Regions from separate parts of the Homo sapiens genome. Here region 2 is linked to region 1. Evidence: read pairs that join two places in POLR2A ChIA-PET (ENCODE). Cell type or tissue: PC-3. All regions are shown on one strand. Each heading gives the region's core, and the rest is flanking DNA. Links, peaks and the distances in the headings are about the cores only. Region 1 overlaps PRCP (prolylcarboxypeptidase). Region 2 overlaps PCF11 (PCF11 cleavage and polyadenylation factor subunit).

Region 1 (8,343 bases), core at 268-8,267:
CCAAAACAATATGAACACTTTTGACAAAATGAACAAGTCTTTAGGTCAAATTGAGTATTCCTTTTCTGAAATGCTTAGGACCAGAAGCATTTCAGATTTTGGATTTTTTTTTGGATTTTTTTTTTTGATTTTGTAATAGTCATATTATGGTTACTGACTGAATATACCTAATCTGAAAATCCAAAATTTGAAATACTCTAATGAGCCTTTCCCTTGAGTATCATGTTGGTGCTCAAAAGTTTCAGATTTGGAGCATTTGGATTTTGGATTTTTGGATTAGGGATGCTCAACCTGTATCATTTAATAACTAGTCCATATTAAAATTACACATTTGTCCCTACATCATTGTGTATATCTTGTTTGTTCAAACTAGGATCCAATCCAGGGTCATGTATTATGTCTGGTTATTATGTTCCTTAAAATTCATTTAATCTAAAATAGTCCTTTCTCATGATATTGCCTTGTCAATTGTCTTGTAAAATGTTCTACCTTCAGTATCTGTTGTCCCTTTGAAATATCTTCAACTTGCTCTTTTACCTTTATATTTCCTGGAACCTGGAAATTAGATCTAAAGGCTGGATTAAGATGAAATGAAACATTTTCGGCAGGAATACGTCATAGGTGATATGTGCTTCATGTTGTGCCACATGAGGAGATACATAATCCCTGCGTGCTCTACCATTGATGATACTAACAAAATTAATTACTAGATTAAAGTGATAGCAGCCTGATCCTTCCATTGTAGTTATGTTTTCCCCTTGTGACAAGCGAGTATTCTCTATTGTATTACTTTGATACTATATGAATGTTCATTTTCATATTATTCATTTTCCTAATGCTTTTAACACCAATTGATAATTCTTGCCTGAATCAGTAACTTTACAGAACTGTCATATTCTAATTCTGTCATTCCTTCCACATTAGCTGACATTTGACTAAACACAGCTCTTCTTTATTAACTGGGACTATTCGTAGCCATCAAACACAGTTCTGTTGGACAGGCAGGTTAAATGTTGAATTTTTTACTTTTTAATTCCCAATTTCAGAGTAAGAGTTGATTTAATAAACAAATGGTGGCAAATGAACCTTTTCCTTTCTTTCCTTTTTAGAAATATTTTTGTGGACTAATGGAGTTTCATGAATTGAATGTTTCAATTAACTACAGTCATTATTCTTTTTATGTTTAATTTGTTTTTGTTTTACGTTCAATTTATTAAAATGATTGCCAGTGATAGTTCCTTGTGGTTGGTTCCTATCTTCTTTAAATATAACTCTCCATTAATTGTGAGCACTTTCTTGCTTCCTTGCACAGCAAAATGCATAAGCTTATCTTGCAGCTTCCTTGTCCCAAATGTCAATCAGCCACTTCACTAATAAGCCCTAATTTCTTTTGGTGGGAATGATATAGACATGAAATTCTTGTAACTTAGAATATCTATGGTGTGCTGGGGTGACAAGGTTTATGGACCTTTTCAGTAGTCTATTTAGTTCATGAATTTTTAATATTGAAAGTTTGTACAATGAAAATTCAGATAGTAATGGAAAACTGTATTTTGAAAAATAATGGGATGTATTATATACTTAAAAATTGCTAAGGGAGTAGATTTTAAGTGGTCTTATCACAAAAAATGATAAATATATGAGGTAATGCTTATGTTAATTAGCTCAATTTAGCCATTCTACAGCATATACGTATTTCAGAACATCATGTTATATACACCATACGTAAAATTTTATTTGCCAATTAAAAATGCATTAAAAATTAAAAAAGGGTTCACATTGTATTTACAATTCAATTTTAACATTATGTTTTTAAGTAGCTATTTGATTTTATAATTGTATTTTTTCTTTTACATTGAAAATCTTGATCACCAATAGCAAATATTACTTTATTTTATAATATAAGGAAATGATTTCAAAATAATAATATCGATATTACTATTAATAATAAAACAGTGAAGTTTAAAATTTCTTGTGATTATTTTTGTAGTAGAGATTGATTTTAATGGAAGAATTAATTACCTTTATGTTGATCTCATTTTATTACTTTCCTTTGAAATATGTTTTGTTTTGTTTTTATCACAGGTTGATCATTTTGGATTTAATACTGTGAAAACTTTTAATCAGCGGTACCTAGTAGCTGATAAATACTGGAAGAAAAATGGTGGATCAATACTTTTCTACACTGGTAATGAAGGGGACATTATCTGGTTTTGTAATAACACGGTATGTGCAGATTCATGAAATTCCAGTGCTCAATTTGACTTTTATTATGATAACTTGGAAGAAATGTTTTGCAATATGTATGACCAAACATTGCTGTTCTTAATTGTAAAGTTCTGTAAAAAATAACAAAAAAATTAACACACTAATAATAGAAAAATAGCAAAAGCACATGAATAGGAAGTTCATAAAAGAATTAAATACAGATATCCAATAAGTCTGCATATTCAGCTTTAAAGAATTACAAATGAAAAGAATAATGTACAATTTTTGGAGAATTGAATTATTTTATTTTATTGTATTTTTCATGGACTGCCTGAACATCCCAGAGAATTGAATTTTGCAAGTTTTTTGTTTTTGTTTTGCTTTGTTTTGTTTATAAAATCTCAGCTTGTTTCTAGAGTGAACAAGCATATAAGGGAAACGGATAAGAATGTTACTGTGTATAGTTTATTTTGATTATGGTCTCTAGAAGGTAAAAACAAGGGTGGGAATTTTTGTATGTTTAGTGTTATATTGTCAGTGTCCAGGACATATAGAAGGTGATATATGTCTGTTAAATGAATGAATGAATAAAACCTAAACAAAGCCAGTGCAAATGAGAAAAAAATATACAAATAGGAATGGGAAAAGGTAAAGTTGTAGTTACATTTTAGTTTAGCTTTCCTGTTCTACCATTTTCTTTTATTTGTGAGGGTTAAAAGTAGTATATAGCCTGTTAGCTTGCTTCCCTGACTATATTTTCTATCACCTTTTATAATGCCGAAATCCATTAACAAAACTTAATTTGGAAAGATATGTGAAAGGAAGAAATGCTCCTTTTCAATGTGTCAGTGCTGTGACTAGGAAATGTCAACTTTCTACCAAAAAGCTAGTTGTGAACTACCTTAAAGTGGGGAATGAATTATGTATTATCCCTAATGCCAGTGTCTGGCACAATGCCTGGTAGTCAGGAGGTCTCAGTAAATGTTTGTTTAACTGGTATATGAATTTAAAGTAAAGATATGAACCCAATTACATTGTTATTGCATTTCTCATTTCTGATTATTTCCTTAGGAATGTTAAGAATCTAAGTAATTTAGTTGAAATAAAATACTTCCCAGAGAAATGAGATCCTAGGATGCCTATTTCTTTTAGGTCAGTGACAAGAGAAATCAGATTCTTTCTCTGATTTCTGGAAAGGAGACAAGAGAAATCTCCTTTCCATCAGATTCCCGTTCTGTTATTCTGTGAAACCACAGAGGCTGCCTTGTCTCTTTTCTCCTTTTGGTGTGACTTTCATTTTATGTGAAGGCCACAGGGTAACTTACCCTGTCCAGTGATTTTTCCAGTTTCCATTCTCTTGTATTATAGGCAGGTAGCTGTTCCTGCCTCCACTAGGCACTACTCTGACAGGCACTGTGGCAGAACTTAAGGTTTGCTGGGGTATCTCTGTTCTCGAAAGTGGTGGAAAGGAAGAGATATTCAGTGTAGGAACAGTTCTGAAGAACTGACTAGAGGCAGATCATAGAAGAGCAGATCCTGGCCCATCCGCAGCCCCAGAGACCTTCCTTTACATACCAAAATGTTCCAGTGCACATTCACTGCTGGACATTAATTTGTTGAGAGGCAGCATCACACAGTGGTCGAGAGTGAAGGCTTCAGTCAGATAGACAAGGTTTGAATGCTGATTTTGCCACTTTGCTGTGTGACTTTAGGTAAGTTTCTTGTTCTGTGCCTCAGTTTTCTCATCTGTTAAATGGATACAGTAATAATGGTTCATAGAGTTGTGTAAAGAATTAAAGAAGATTAGGGGACTTGCAAGCACATAATGTTAAAAGATGTTGATATATTACATTGACCTCTTTTGAAAAATAAGAATACTCCTGAAATACATCACTTATTACTTTGTGAACTAGTTCAATGAAATTGCCTCCTCTCAAAGCCTGAAATCAACTGCACAGAGGTCTGGACATTGTAATGGATGATCTTTACTCTTAAGATACTCACGGTCTGGTGTGTGACATACATGTAAGCAAATTTTGCGGCACAGTACCAGGGACCTATACCTAGCACAGTGGTGTTGAGAAGGGGGAGTGATCAGCACTGCCAAGGTGGGGCAGGCAGAGGTGGGCATGCTTGAGCTGGGTGTTTGCAAGATCTGTAGATAAATGGCAGGGAATGAGTAGATCCTTAAGAGAGAAAGTGGGGGTTATTGAAACCATCACAAATATCTGGTTAAATTCTCTATCCTTACATGCATATAACTCTTCTAATTGTTCATTTATCGATCAAAACAAAAACACTTGAGGTTCTTAGTCTTTGTTAGGGAGCAGGAACTCACTAAAAAGCAACAATGTGCACTAGGAATGACAAGTAGTTTTAATCTGTGCTAAATCTAAATCTAATCGATTGATGTTGACTACCTAGAATGCTTCGTTGAGAACAGATTCTGAGGCCACAACTGAGTAAGCGAAAAAATGAAGTGATTGGCTAATGACCAGATATAGATGGTTCTAGCAAGGAGATCTAACAGCTCTTGATGATGGTGCTCTGGAGCCAGACACCTGTTTGAATCTTGGCAATGCCGCTTACTAGCTGTGTGAATGTTGAAAGTTATTTAAACTCTTGTGCCTCAATGTTCTTGTCTATAAAATGGGGGTAATCAAAGTGCCTATTTCATAGATTGCTGTGATAATTAAGTGAATTAATTCATATGAAATGCTTAGAACAGTGCCTGACACATTATAAACACTCAGTTATTATTAGCCATTGTGTGCTACTATTTATTTTCCAATAAAGAAGATTAATTGAAACCCCCTAGGGAGTTTAGTATGCTTGTTTGTTTTGCTTTCTCTTTTATGTTGTCAATGCCTATGAGTAGACAGCTTCTTTAGATATCTTTAGCTCTTTCCTAGAAGATTTGGCAAACAGTGCAATTTGTAGACTTTTTTTTTTTTTTTTTTGAGACAGAGGCTCGCTCTGTCGCCCAGGCTGGAGTGCAGTGGCGCTATCTCGGCTACTGCAAGCTTCGCCTCCCAGGTTCACGCCATTTTCCTGCCTCAGCCTCCCGAGTAGCTGGGACTACAGGCGCCTGCCACCACGCCCGGCTAATTTTTTGTATTTTTAGTAGAGACAGGGTTTCACCGTGATCTCGATCTCCTGACCTCGTGATCCGCCCGCCTCGGCCTCCCAAAGTGTTGGGATTACAGGCGTGAGCGACTGCGCCTGGCCCATTTTTTTTTAAAGTTGAAATTACCTTTTATTTTTATTTAATTTGTTTTCTCTCCATCGTGTTTTTTTTTCTTGACTTTTATTTTAGGTTCAGGGGGTACATGTGCAGGTTTGTTAACTTGGGTAAATTGTGTGTTGCTCAGATTTGGTGTATGAATGATCCCATCACCTAGGTAGTAAGCATAGTACCTGATACGTAGTTGTTGAACTCATGCCCCACACCCACACTCCCTGCACTATTAGCCCCTCTAGTAGTCATGCAGTGTCTATTGTTCCCCTCTTTGTGTCCATGTGTATTCAGTGTTTAGCTCCTGCTTATAAGTGAGAACATGCAGTGTTTGGTTTCCTGTTGCTCTATTAGGTCACTTAGGATAATGGCCTCCAGCTACATCCATGTTACTGCAAAGGATATTATTTTGTTCTTTTTAATGGCTACGTAGTATTCTATGGTGTATATAGACCACATTGTCTTTATCCAGTCCACTCTTGAAGGGTATCTAGGTTGATTCTGTGTCTTTGATATTGCAAACAGTGCTAAGATGAACATACAAGTGCATGTGTCTTTTTGGTAGAATGGTTTATTTTTATTTTAAATTTTTATTTAGTTTTTAATTTTATTTTTTGTAGAGAAAAGGGTTTCACTATGTTGCCCAGGCTGGTCTCAAACTCCTGGACTCAAGTAATCAACCTGTCTTGGCCGCCCAAAGTGCTGGGATTACAGGCATGAGCCGCCACACCTGGCCTATTTTTCTTTAGGTATATACCCAGTAGTGAGGATTGGTGGGTTGAATGGTAGTTCTATTTCAAGTTCTTTGGGAAATCTCCAAACTGCTTTCCGTAGTGGCTGAACTAATTTATATCGTACTAACAGTTTATAAGCATTCCCCTTTCTCCACAACCTCACCAACATCTGTTATTTTTTTACTGTTTTTTAATAATAGCCATCCTAACTGGTATGAGATGGTATCTCATTGTGGTTTTCATTTGCATTTCTCTGATGATAATGATGTTGAGCCTTTGTTCATGTTTGTTGGCCTTGTGTATGTCTTCTTTTGAAAAGTATCTGTTCATGTCTTTTGCCCACTTTTTAATGGGGTTGTTTTTTCTTGTAAATTTATTTACTTATTTATTTTATTGTTATTATTTTTTGAACAGAGTCTCGCTCTGTTGCCCAGGCTCGAGTGCAGTGGCGTGATCTGGGCTCGCTGCAAGCTCCGCCTCCCGGGTTCACGCCATTCTACTGCCTCAGTCTCCCGAGTAGCTGGGACTACAGGTGCCCGCCACCACGCCCGGCTAAGTTTTTTGCATTTTTAGTAGAGACGGGGTTTCACCGTGTTAGCCAGGATGGTCTCGATCTCCTGACCTTGTGATCCGCCCACCTCAGCCTCCCAAAGTGCTGGGATTACAGGCGTGAGCCACCATGCCCGGCCCTTTTCTTGTAAATTTAAGTTCCTTATAGATTCTAGATATTAGACCTTTGTCAGATGCATAGTTTGCAAATATTTTCTCTCATTCTGTAGGTGGTCTGTTTACTCTGTTGATAGTTTCTTTTGCTGTGCAGAAGCTCTTTAGTTTAATTAGGTCCCACTTGTCAGCTTTTGTTTTTGTTGCAATTGCTTTTTGGGACTTAGTCATAAATTCTTTGCCAAGGCTGATGTCCAGAATGGTATTTCCTCAGTTTTCTTCTGGGGTTTTTGGGCTTTTTATAGTTTTCAGTTTTACATTTAAGTCTTTTATCCATTTTGAGTTGATTTTTGTATATGGTGAAAGGAAGGGGTCCAGTTTCAATCTTCTGCATATGGCTAGCCAGTTATCCCAGCACCATTTATTGAATACGGAGTCCTTTTCCCATTGCTTGTTATTGTTGACTTTATTTAAGATCAGGTTGTTGCAAGCATGTGGCTTGATTTTTGGATTCTCTATCCTGTTACATTGGTCTGCATGCCTATTTTTGTACCAGTACCTGATGTTTTGGTTATTGTAGCCTTGCAGTATAGTTTGAAGTCAGGTAGTGTGATGCCTCTGGCTTTGTTTTTCTTGCTTAGGATTGCTTTGGTGATTCAAGTTTTTTGTTTGTTTGTTTGTTGTTGTTTTATATGGATTTCAAAATAGTTTTTTTTTCCTAACTCTGTGAAAAATGATGTTGGTAATTTGATAGCAATAGTATTGAATCTGTAAATTGCTTTGGGGAGTATGGCCATTTTAACAATATTGATTCTTCCTATGTATGAACATGGAATGTCTTTCCATTTCTTTGTGTTGTTTCTGATGCCTTTCAGCAGTGGTTTGTAATTCTCATTGTAGAGATGATTCACTTCCTTGGTTAGCTGTATTCCTGGATATTTCATTCTTTTTGTGGCTATTGTAAATGGGATTGTGTTTTTGATTTGGCTGTTAGCTTGATTGTTATTGGTATATAGACATGCTACTGATTTTTATACATTAAATTTGATAATGAAACTTTACTGAAGTTGTTTTGTCACTTCTAGAAGTCTTTTGGTGGAGTCTGTGGGGTTTCTAGGTATAGCATCATATCATTTGTGAAAAGAGACAGTTTGACATCCTCTCTTCCTGTTTGGATGCCTTTTATTTCTTTCTCTTGCCTGATTGCACTGGCTATAACTTCCAGTGCCGTGTTGGATAAGAGTGCTGAGACAGAGCATGCTTGCCTTGTCTTAGTTCTCAAGGGGAATGCTTACAGCTTTTGCCCATTCAGTACGATGTTGGCTATGGGTTTGTCATAGATGGCTTTTATTATGTTGCGGTATGTTCCTTCAATACCTACTTTTTTGAGAATTTTTACCATGAAGGGATGTTGAATTTTGTCGAATACATTTTCTGCATCTATTGAGATGATCATGTGGTTTTATTTTTTAGTTCTGTTTATGTGGTGAATTCTGTTTATTG
Region 2 (8,343 bases), core at 206-8,205, 320 kb before region 1:
TGCTGTTCAATTCCATTTTTACCCAATAAAAAGTACAGAAACTATTTGATGGTGTGCATAAATATTACACTCCATGAATAGCAAAAATATTTTTTATTTATAATTTACAGTTGCACAGTGAAAAATCGTACATTTTTACACATACAATTTCATTTCGTTAAATTTGCACACATCTACAGAACTTTCACACAACAAGCACCTGAAACTCTGCAGGCAGTAGGAAATGCAAATACTAAAATGTATTTATTAACCAAATGATAGCTGAAGGCCCTGCCTCAGCCAGACAATTTATATAGATATGTCTATATATACATAAAAAAATTCTTCACCTTCTAGATCCAACAGCAGCTTTTTTAAAAAAGAAAAACATACCTTTCTCATTTTATTTAAACTGACTCGACTGTGTCATTTTCTGTTTTAATTTCAGAGGGTGTTGCTATGCTTTCCTCTGTACAAGCTGGTGGTGTATCAATTCGTTCTTCCTTAACTTTGGGACTGTCACAGGGTTCCTGCAATTCGTTTTTGACAATGTTCAACATAATATTCAAGGGGTTTTCAACTGGTGTCTTGCTGGGAGATGGTGTACAATCAAATGAAGATGTCTACAAAATGAAAGGCCCTATGAGTACTGATGAAAGTTCAAAATTCTCACATTAAATAACATTTAGTCTTGTAAGACCCTTGTATGAACAAGAGAACACACATACAACCAAATGCAAATGAAACACCTGCCTCCCAACAAAATGTGCCATAAAGACAACCAGAAATAAAATATATATTGCACGTTCAATATGTACTCAGCAGTGAGTTAAGCAGTTAACAGCTAAGTTATAGGACATTATACAGCCAAAAAAAGTTGATTAGACATGCTTCTACATTTTAATCTCTACATAGATGTTAAACTCATACATATATCCTGGGACTTGTTACTACCCTAATTTCAAATAGTCTGAGGATTTTTTAAATCCCCACAAACCATCACCCTCAACACTAGTCTTCTGACAACCTAAATAAACCTTCCAAATTGCCTCCAACCCATTATCTCTAAAAACCTATTTATTCCATTACTTGATTTTAAAAACAGACTACAAATATGACCATTTGAACTTTTTTTTTTTTTTTTTTTTTTGAGACAGAGCTCACTCTTGTCGCACAGGTTGCAGTGCAGTGGCATGAACTCAGCTCACTGCAACCTCCACCTCCTGGATTCAAACAATTCTCCTGCCTCAGCCTCACAATCAGGTGGAACTATAGGCACCCGCCACCATGCCTGGCTAATTTTTGTATTTTTAGTAGAGACAGGGTTTCACCATGTTGGCCAGGCTGTTCTCGAACTCCTGACCTCAGGTGATCCACTCGCCTCGGCCTCCCAAAAGTGCTGGGATTACAGGCATGAGCCACCACGCCCAGCCGACCATTTGAACTTTTAAGGTCAACGACTGGTATCATTTTTAGATTCCGTATGTGATCATTAAAAAGTATACCTATTTTGGCCGAGCACGGTGGCTCACGCCTATAATCCTAGCACTTTGGGAGGCCAAGGTGGGTGGATCACTTGAGGTCAGGAGTTCAAGACCAGCCTGACCAATGTGGTGAAACCCTGTCTCTACTAAAAATACAAAATTAGCCAGGTGTGGTGGTGCACGCCTGTAATCCCAGCTACTTGGGAAGCAGGGGCAGGAGAATCCCTTGAACCCAGGAGGTGGAGGTTGCAGTGAGCCGAGATTGCGCCATTGCACTCCAGCCTGGGCAACAAGAGCGAAACTTTGTCTCAGAACAAAACAACAAAAAGAATATACCTATTTAGATGGCTGAATAGAGATGTAAGAAAAAAAAATAGCAGTAAATGCTACCCATAGCTCTAGAAACGTATCCCCATCAGGATCCTTATCTTCACTTTTCCTCACATTTCTTTGGGCCTAGTGGACTAGTAAAAGATACCATGATTCAAGTGAATAAAATGCAAGGAATGATAAATTTCAAAATTTTAATTGTTTGCGTTATCACAGAAAATGATATTCATATATGTCAATTCTGTCAATCTGGCACCAGTTTTTACTGAACAACCTAAATGCTATATCAAAAAACAAAAACAGTTCAATATATTAAGTTTAAAATAACAATATTGCTCTGATGCAAAAAAAAAACTGAAAAGTAAAATTTATTAATGCAAATGAGAACAAATACAGTAACCAAAAAGAACTTACATTTTGATAATCTTCATAACATGATGGATGATAAATCTGAAGCAAAAAGAAAAAAAGTAAATATGTGCGTATTCATTTCTAATGGGCTATTCTGATATTTCTTTTTAACTTTAAGCCAGAAGATAGTCTTTGGAAAGAAGACAAAAATTATTTGGTCCCAAAATGGATAAAACCAAATTTTCATCCTTATGCTTAAAGAGTCTGAAAAACTGACTTCTCTTGGCCCATTTAAGTATCTAGCCTAACTTGCTTTGTTTTCAGCACAGTATAGTTTGATGATGAAATATAAATCCACAATCAAAATAGTGTGGGTCGACAGAAAAACGACTAACTAGATTCAGAAGACCTAGTCCTGGGTCTGTCACTGACTAATAGTGCAACCTCCTGTGTAAAGTGTACAGAACCGGGTGACTGCTAAGATCCCTTCTAATTCAAACATTCTATTACTAAAGTCCAATACCCTTTTTATTAAGACCAAAAATCAAACAAAAACTATTATGAACCGCCTCCTTTCAAAGTAATGTGTTAACCCAACAAAAAAACACTAATCTTAACACTTCCTTATAAAGAAATGAAAATTACCTTTCCATCTACTCTAATAGCATTTTTCAAATGCCATTCCTCCTCTTCTTCATCCCAGTATTGTTCAAATTGTTCTTGACAGATTTCACAACTCTAAAATAGAATCATATAAAATGAAATTTACATAATAGACCATATTTAACCCCATTAAGTAAAAATATACAAACACTGTTAAGTGGAGTAAAGAATTTATGAGTGTTCCAAAAGTTTGAATAATGTCCAATATACAGTATGATTCAAAATACATTTATGGGATTCTGTCAATCTTTCCAGTAAAAAGAGTAAACATTTCACTGCTTTTGGCCACTGTAGTTATGAAACTCAAAGCTAGATTGTAAGAGTAAAATTGAAGAGTAGAGCTTTCAAGAAGTCTTAAAATCATTAAAACAGGGATATAAATATAGTGATGTGTTTATGAGTATTTACATAAAGGAAGTGAGGGACACTCCCACTGTGAGAAAACTTAAACGTTCTTCTCTCACCTCAACTGCTCCAGCTGGTCCAGCAGGTACACTTTGGAACTCTTTTTCTTTAGCAGCCTCTTGAGTTTTGAGCACAACTTCTTCATGCACCTTTTCAAAAAACTGGCTCTTTGCCCGTTCTTCCAGATCAGCTATCTCCTCAAATTCTATCCAGTCCTTAAAAGGAGTTGATTTTTAAAAGATTATTCCATTTATTTCTAAATTTTTACTGTGTATCTTCAATATAATGCCATTTAAAGGTAGGGGTATACTATTTTCTACATTATGCTCTAATATTATTTAAAATTATACTTTGAAACATATAACTAATGACAACATGAAACTAATAATTAAGATCTTTTCCATTAACTCTATAGTTACAACTACTAATTCAAAAAAGACAAGCTTCAAGTATATTTTTTTTTTTACAAAAAACAGTCCTAGAGCCTGGGAATTTTAGAGCTAGAACAAGCCTGTAGGCTACACTCTAATCTTAATTAAAAAAAAAAAAATTCCCTTCAAAATTCATTTTTTAAAAAATGTGTTTATATTCCAGGGGTCAAAGCCTTGGACTTTTAGAGCTAGAACAAGCCTGTATGCTATACTCTAATCTTAATTTAAAAAAAAAAATACTCTTCAAAATTCATTTTTTAAAAAATCTGTTTATATTCTAGGGGTCAAATTTTATTCAGGAAATTTCAATGTTAGATTCCAGCAGTTATTAAAATTATTAAATTACTTAATTAAAATTAAATTTTAATAATTATTAAAATTAATATACTTTTAGAATGATATAATTTAAGCCTAAAAGATACTATGGAGGCACATGGGTTACTTACTGTTAAACTGTAGTACCAACGTCTATGAGTGACTTTTCGGCTAACATCCTTTTCAGTTCTATTTTGCCGATAATGCCAGTCCAAATGATCTGCATAAACATCTGTCTGTGATGTTGTAAACCTCATTCCACAAGAGTAACACTGAATACCAGTGTACAGTCGATTTATAACACTGTCATAACGTCTATTTTGAAAAAGAAATAATCTTTAGTGTTGATAATATGGCTTAATGGCCTTTAAAAGCCAATTACAAATATTTCAATTTTCCATACTGTAACAATGGTGAAACCAAGAGCTGGCTGAAACAGTTAATACCCAAAGATCAGTATTATTCTCTAACAATGTGATTGACCCTCTTTACCTTAACTTTGGTGACTTTTGGAAGATGGAGCCTGTCTTCTTATTGATAGCCCTGACCCAGTTATTTATTTCCTTTTAGCTAAAAATGAAATGATCCTGTGCTAGCTAACAAGGCAATAGTTAGCTTATTTTAGTTTGGAGTCAAGTCAAGATGGACATGGCAGAACAGTTAAATTTCACCTCTCTAGATCTTTGGCATTCTGAATAATTCAACTTCTCCACTCTGGTGTAACAGTGAAAAAAGGACAGAAGAAATAATAATAGTATGGATAACTAAAGAGAAAACTTAGAATACCATTGGGAAACAATAATTAGTTTGCTGTGGTCAACAAATAATTAGTTTTTTAAATTCTGGGCTCCCTATTTGGGAAGAAACAGGTATATATAGAAGACCAAGTAAGTGAACAAACAGAGCAGTTATTAACTCCAAGAAAAAAAAAAAAAATAGCCGGGCACAGCGGCTCACGCCTGTAATCCCAGCACTTTGGGAGGCCAAGGTGGGCAGATCACGAGGTCAGGAGCTCAAGACCAACCTGACCAACGTGGTGAAACCCTGTCCCTACTAAAAATACAAAAATTAGCTGGGTGTGGTGGCACATGCCTGTAATCCCAGCTACTTAGGAGGCTGAGGCAGGAGAATCACTTGAATCGGGAGGCGGAGGATGCAGTGAGCCAAGATCACGCCACTGCACTCCAGCCTGGGCCACAGAGTGAGACTCCATCTCAAAAAAAAAAAAAAAAAAATAGAATAAAGCAAATAACAGAACACTGGTACTTTGTTACAGCAACAAAATAAACATCTAGTCACAATATTAATACTGAATAATAAAAAACAGTCTTATAACTACATGGAGGGGAGTTAGTAGGACACTACAAGAGCTAGCTAAATCCACCCCCCGCCCGTTTTTTTTGGAGACGGAGTCTCGCGCTCTGTCACCCAGGATGCAGTGCAGTGGCCCGATCTCAGCTCACTAAAGCCTCCGCCTCCTGGGTTCAAGCAATTCTCCCCACCTCAGCCTCCCGAGTAGCTGGGATTACAAGTGCCCACTACCACGCCCAGCTAATTTTAGTATTTCTAGTAGAGACAGGTTCTAGTAGAGACATGTTACCATGTTGGCCAAGCTGGTCTTGAACTCCTGACCTCAGGTGATCTGCCCACCTCAGCCTCCCAAAGTGCTGGGATTACAGGCATGAGCCACTGCGCCCAGCCTAAATCACTTTCAGAAAGTTAAGAGATTATGTCCAGATGTGGTAAATCAAGAAACAGAAAATTATGTGTATTATAAGAAATAGGTGGCTCAAACCTGTAATCCCAGCATTTTGGAAGGCCGAGGCGGGCAGATGACTTGAGCCCAGGAGTTCGAGAACAGCCTGGACAACATGATGAAACCCCATCTCTACTAAAAATACAAAAATTAGCTGGGCGTGGTGATGGGTGCCTATAATCTTAGCTACTCAGGAGGCTGCGGCAGGAGAATCACTTGAACCTGGGAGGCGGAGGTTGCAATGAGCCAAGACAGGGCCACTGCACTCTAGCCTGGGTGACAGAGTGAGACTCTGTCTCAAAAAAAAAAGGAAAAAGAGGTAAATGGCAGAAAAAATAGTTTGAAAAGTTAAAAAAATAAAATGATTGCCTCTAGGGTACAGTGTTGGGTGAAGGAGAAAGGGATGCCATCTTTTATTAAAAGCCTTTATGTGAAAGTATTACTTTGAAAAAAAAAAGGATTTTACATTATAGTATCTAATTCAAATTTAAAAAATGATTTTAAGAGTGAAAAACTCATTCACTATTTTATTTTTTATAAAGTACTCACAGGATTAATGAATTTATTCACTAGAAAAATCTTTAAATGTTTTTTATAATACAATAGAAAATTATGAAAAGATATGCACCAAATGTTAACAGTTGTTATCCATAAAGTGAGAGTTGTACGTTTTCTTGATTTTATTTATAGTATGTTCTAATTTTCCACAATTAACATTACTTATAAAATGAAAAATAGATTTTTTTTTTTTTTTGAGACACAGTCTCGCTCTTTCGCCCAGGCTGGAGTGCAGTGGCGTTATCTCGGCTCACTGCAAGCTCCGCCTCCCGGGTTCACACCATTCTCCTGCCTCAGCCTCCCGAGTAGCTGGGACTACAGGCACCCGCCACTGCGCCCGGCTAATTTTTTGTATTTTTAGTAGAGACGGGGTTTCACCATGTTAGCCAGGATGGTCTTGTTAGCCAGGATGGTCTCGATCTCCTGACCTCGTGATCCACCTGCCTCGGCCTTACAAAGTGCTGGGATTACAGGAGTGAGCCACCGCGCCCAGCCGATTTTTTTTTAATTGTAAATGCTGAACTATGAAAATCTCATTTCTGAACCTCAAAAATGTTAAGAATATCAATACAGAAAAAATGATGATACACAGAAAATGAAACTAAACAGGAATACATGAATTATCAATACCTAATATTTAAACTCCCTAAGTTTTCTGTATCACAGATTAAAAAATGAAAATTTTGAGGGACCAGGTGTGGTGGCTCACACCTGTAATCCCAGCACTTTGGGAGGCCAAGGCAGGTGGATCACTGGAGGTTAGGAGTTCGAGACTAGCCTGGCCAACGTGGTGAAACCCCATCTCTACTAAAAATACAAAAATTAGCTGGGTATGGTGGTGCACACCTGTAATCCCAGGAGAATCACTTGAACCTGGGAGGCAGAGGTTGCAGTGAGTCAGGATCACGCCACTGAACTCCAGCCTGGGCAGCAGAGTAAGACTTTTGGGGGTGGCCTTTGGCCCAAGTACTTGTACAGCAGACATATTTTAAAAGACGATTTAAAAATAGGCTTCCCAAAGACTATGTTATGTATATTTTACCACATTAAAAAAAAAAAAAGACTTCCTAAATGTTAAAACAGTAAAAGGGATAAAGGGAAAGGGAAAGCACTAATAGTAACAATGTCCACTATAACAGTGTTATTAAAGTCACTGCCTCTTTATCTTAAAGAAAATTAGATTACATACTGTTTCAATTCTTCAACTGTAAAATTAGTAAGATCTGGAACATCTTGATCTTCATTTTGATCTTCCTCCTCTTCAGGGGGAGGCTGAGCAGTTACTTCACTTACTTCTTCAATTAAGAAGAGACATACAAATTTCTTAATACCATTCTCCATGTATTCTCTACAGAGGAACACTATAGTATTATAAGCAAATAGAGAAATCCACCTAGTCCATTCAGTGCTTCTGATCTCAAGTTTACTGGCCAAGGAACCTAATACAATTTTTTATTTTGATATGTGATGTTAACTCTGATTTCTTAAAAGTCATCTATAATAAAAGTCATTTATTTCATTAATATTCAAAACCTTTTCAAAAGTTAATCTAACATACAATTACTGGTAAAAAGCCTGCACATTAGGTATGTTAGTTAACTGAAACACATGTCCACTATAAGGTAGTTCAATCTTAGGAAATCTAAAAGAATTTCATTATAAACCGAAAATCAAAAATAAAAGCTATACCTAGGAATTCAATTATTGTAAGGACCTTTATCATAACTTATATCATTATATTACATCATACATCTCAAAAACTTAATGAAGCTTTGTGTAAATTTAAGTATAAAATCACACTTACGTGTTGTAGCTGAATCAGTTTGGGACAATTTGAGAATTCCTGTTTTTAGCAATTTTGAAAACAATTCATTTACATCCACCTGACTGAGATGATTATCAGGATATGCCTTAGGGAGGGCTCCTAACAAAAAAAAGAAAGAAAGAAAAAAAACCACTTTTGAAGTGAATGTAGAACTTAAAGATGCAAATTATACTAAGCATTTTTCAAAGTTTTCTTCAAGATGTCCTGCCAACAGTAAATTTGACAAAATCTAATTTATTAATAAGT

The links. Peaks named below come from ENCODE experiments on the same cell type or tissue, not always from the same donor. Only the 100,000 strongest peaks of a DNase experiment are listed, where the experiment ranks them.
Region 2: POLR2A ChIA-PET joins it to region 1 with 10 read pairs; 2 of 35 experiments call an interaction of 5 or more read pairs at or near these places.

What each region holds. Positions count from the first base shown.
Region 1 is chr11:82,853,860-82,862,202 of GRCh38, reverse strand. PRCP (prolylcarboxypeptidase) reads left to right here. Exons shown (of 9, transcript NM_005040.4): 2 at 2,086-2,226. Among named protein-coding and RNA genes, the nearest start is that of PRCP, 42 kb to the left of the region's middle. RefSeq lists an enhancer at 2,944-4,143. In PC-3, for the core only: no CTCF peak of the experiment used is centred there; DNase peaks (open chromatin) are centred at 3,172 and 7,742; H3K4me3 peaks cover 1,555 bases; H3K27ac peaks cover 2,074 bases.
Region 2 is chr11:83,176,938-83,185,280 of GRCh38, reverse strand. It overlaps PCF11 (PCF11 cleavage and polyadenylation factor subunit), which reads right to left. Exons shown (of 16, transcript NM_001346413.3): 10 at 8,077-8,196; 11 at 7,462-7,567; 12 at 4,090-4,273; 13 at 3,272-3,427; 14 at 2,790-2,882; 15 at 2,208-2,243; 16 at 1-602. The coding sequence ends at 387. It overlaps ANKRD42-DT (ANKRD42 divergent transcript), which reads left to right. Exons shown (of 3, transcript NR_149009.1): 3 at 428-790. Among named protein-coding and RNA genes, the nearest start is that of PCF11-AS1, 6.4 kb to the left of the region's middle. In PC-3, for the core only: no CTCF peak of the experiment used is centred there; no DNase peak of the experiment used is centred there; H3K27ac peaks cover 676 bases.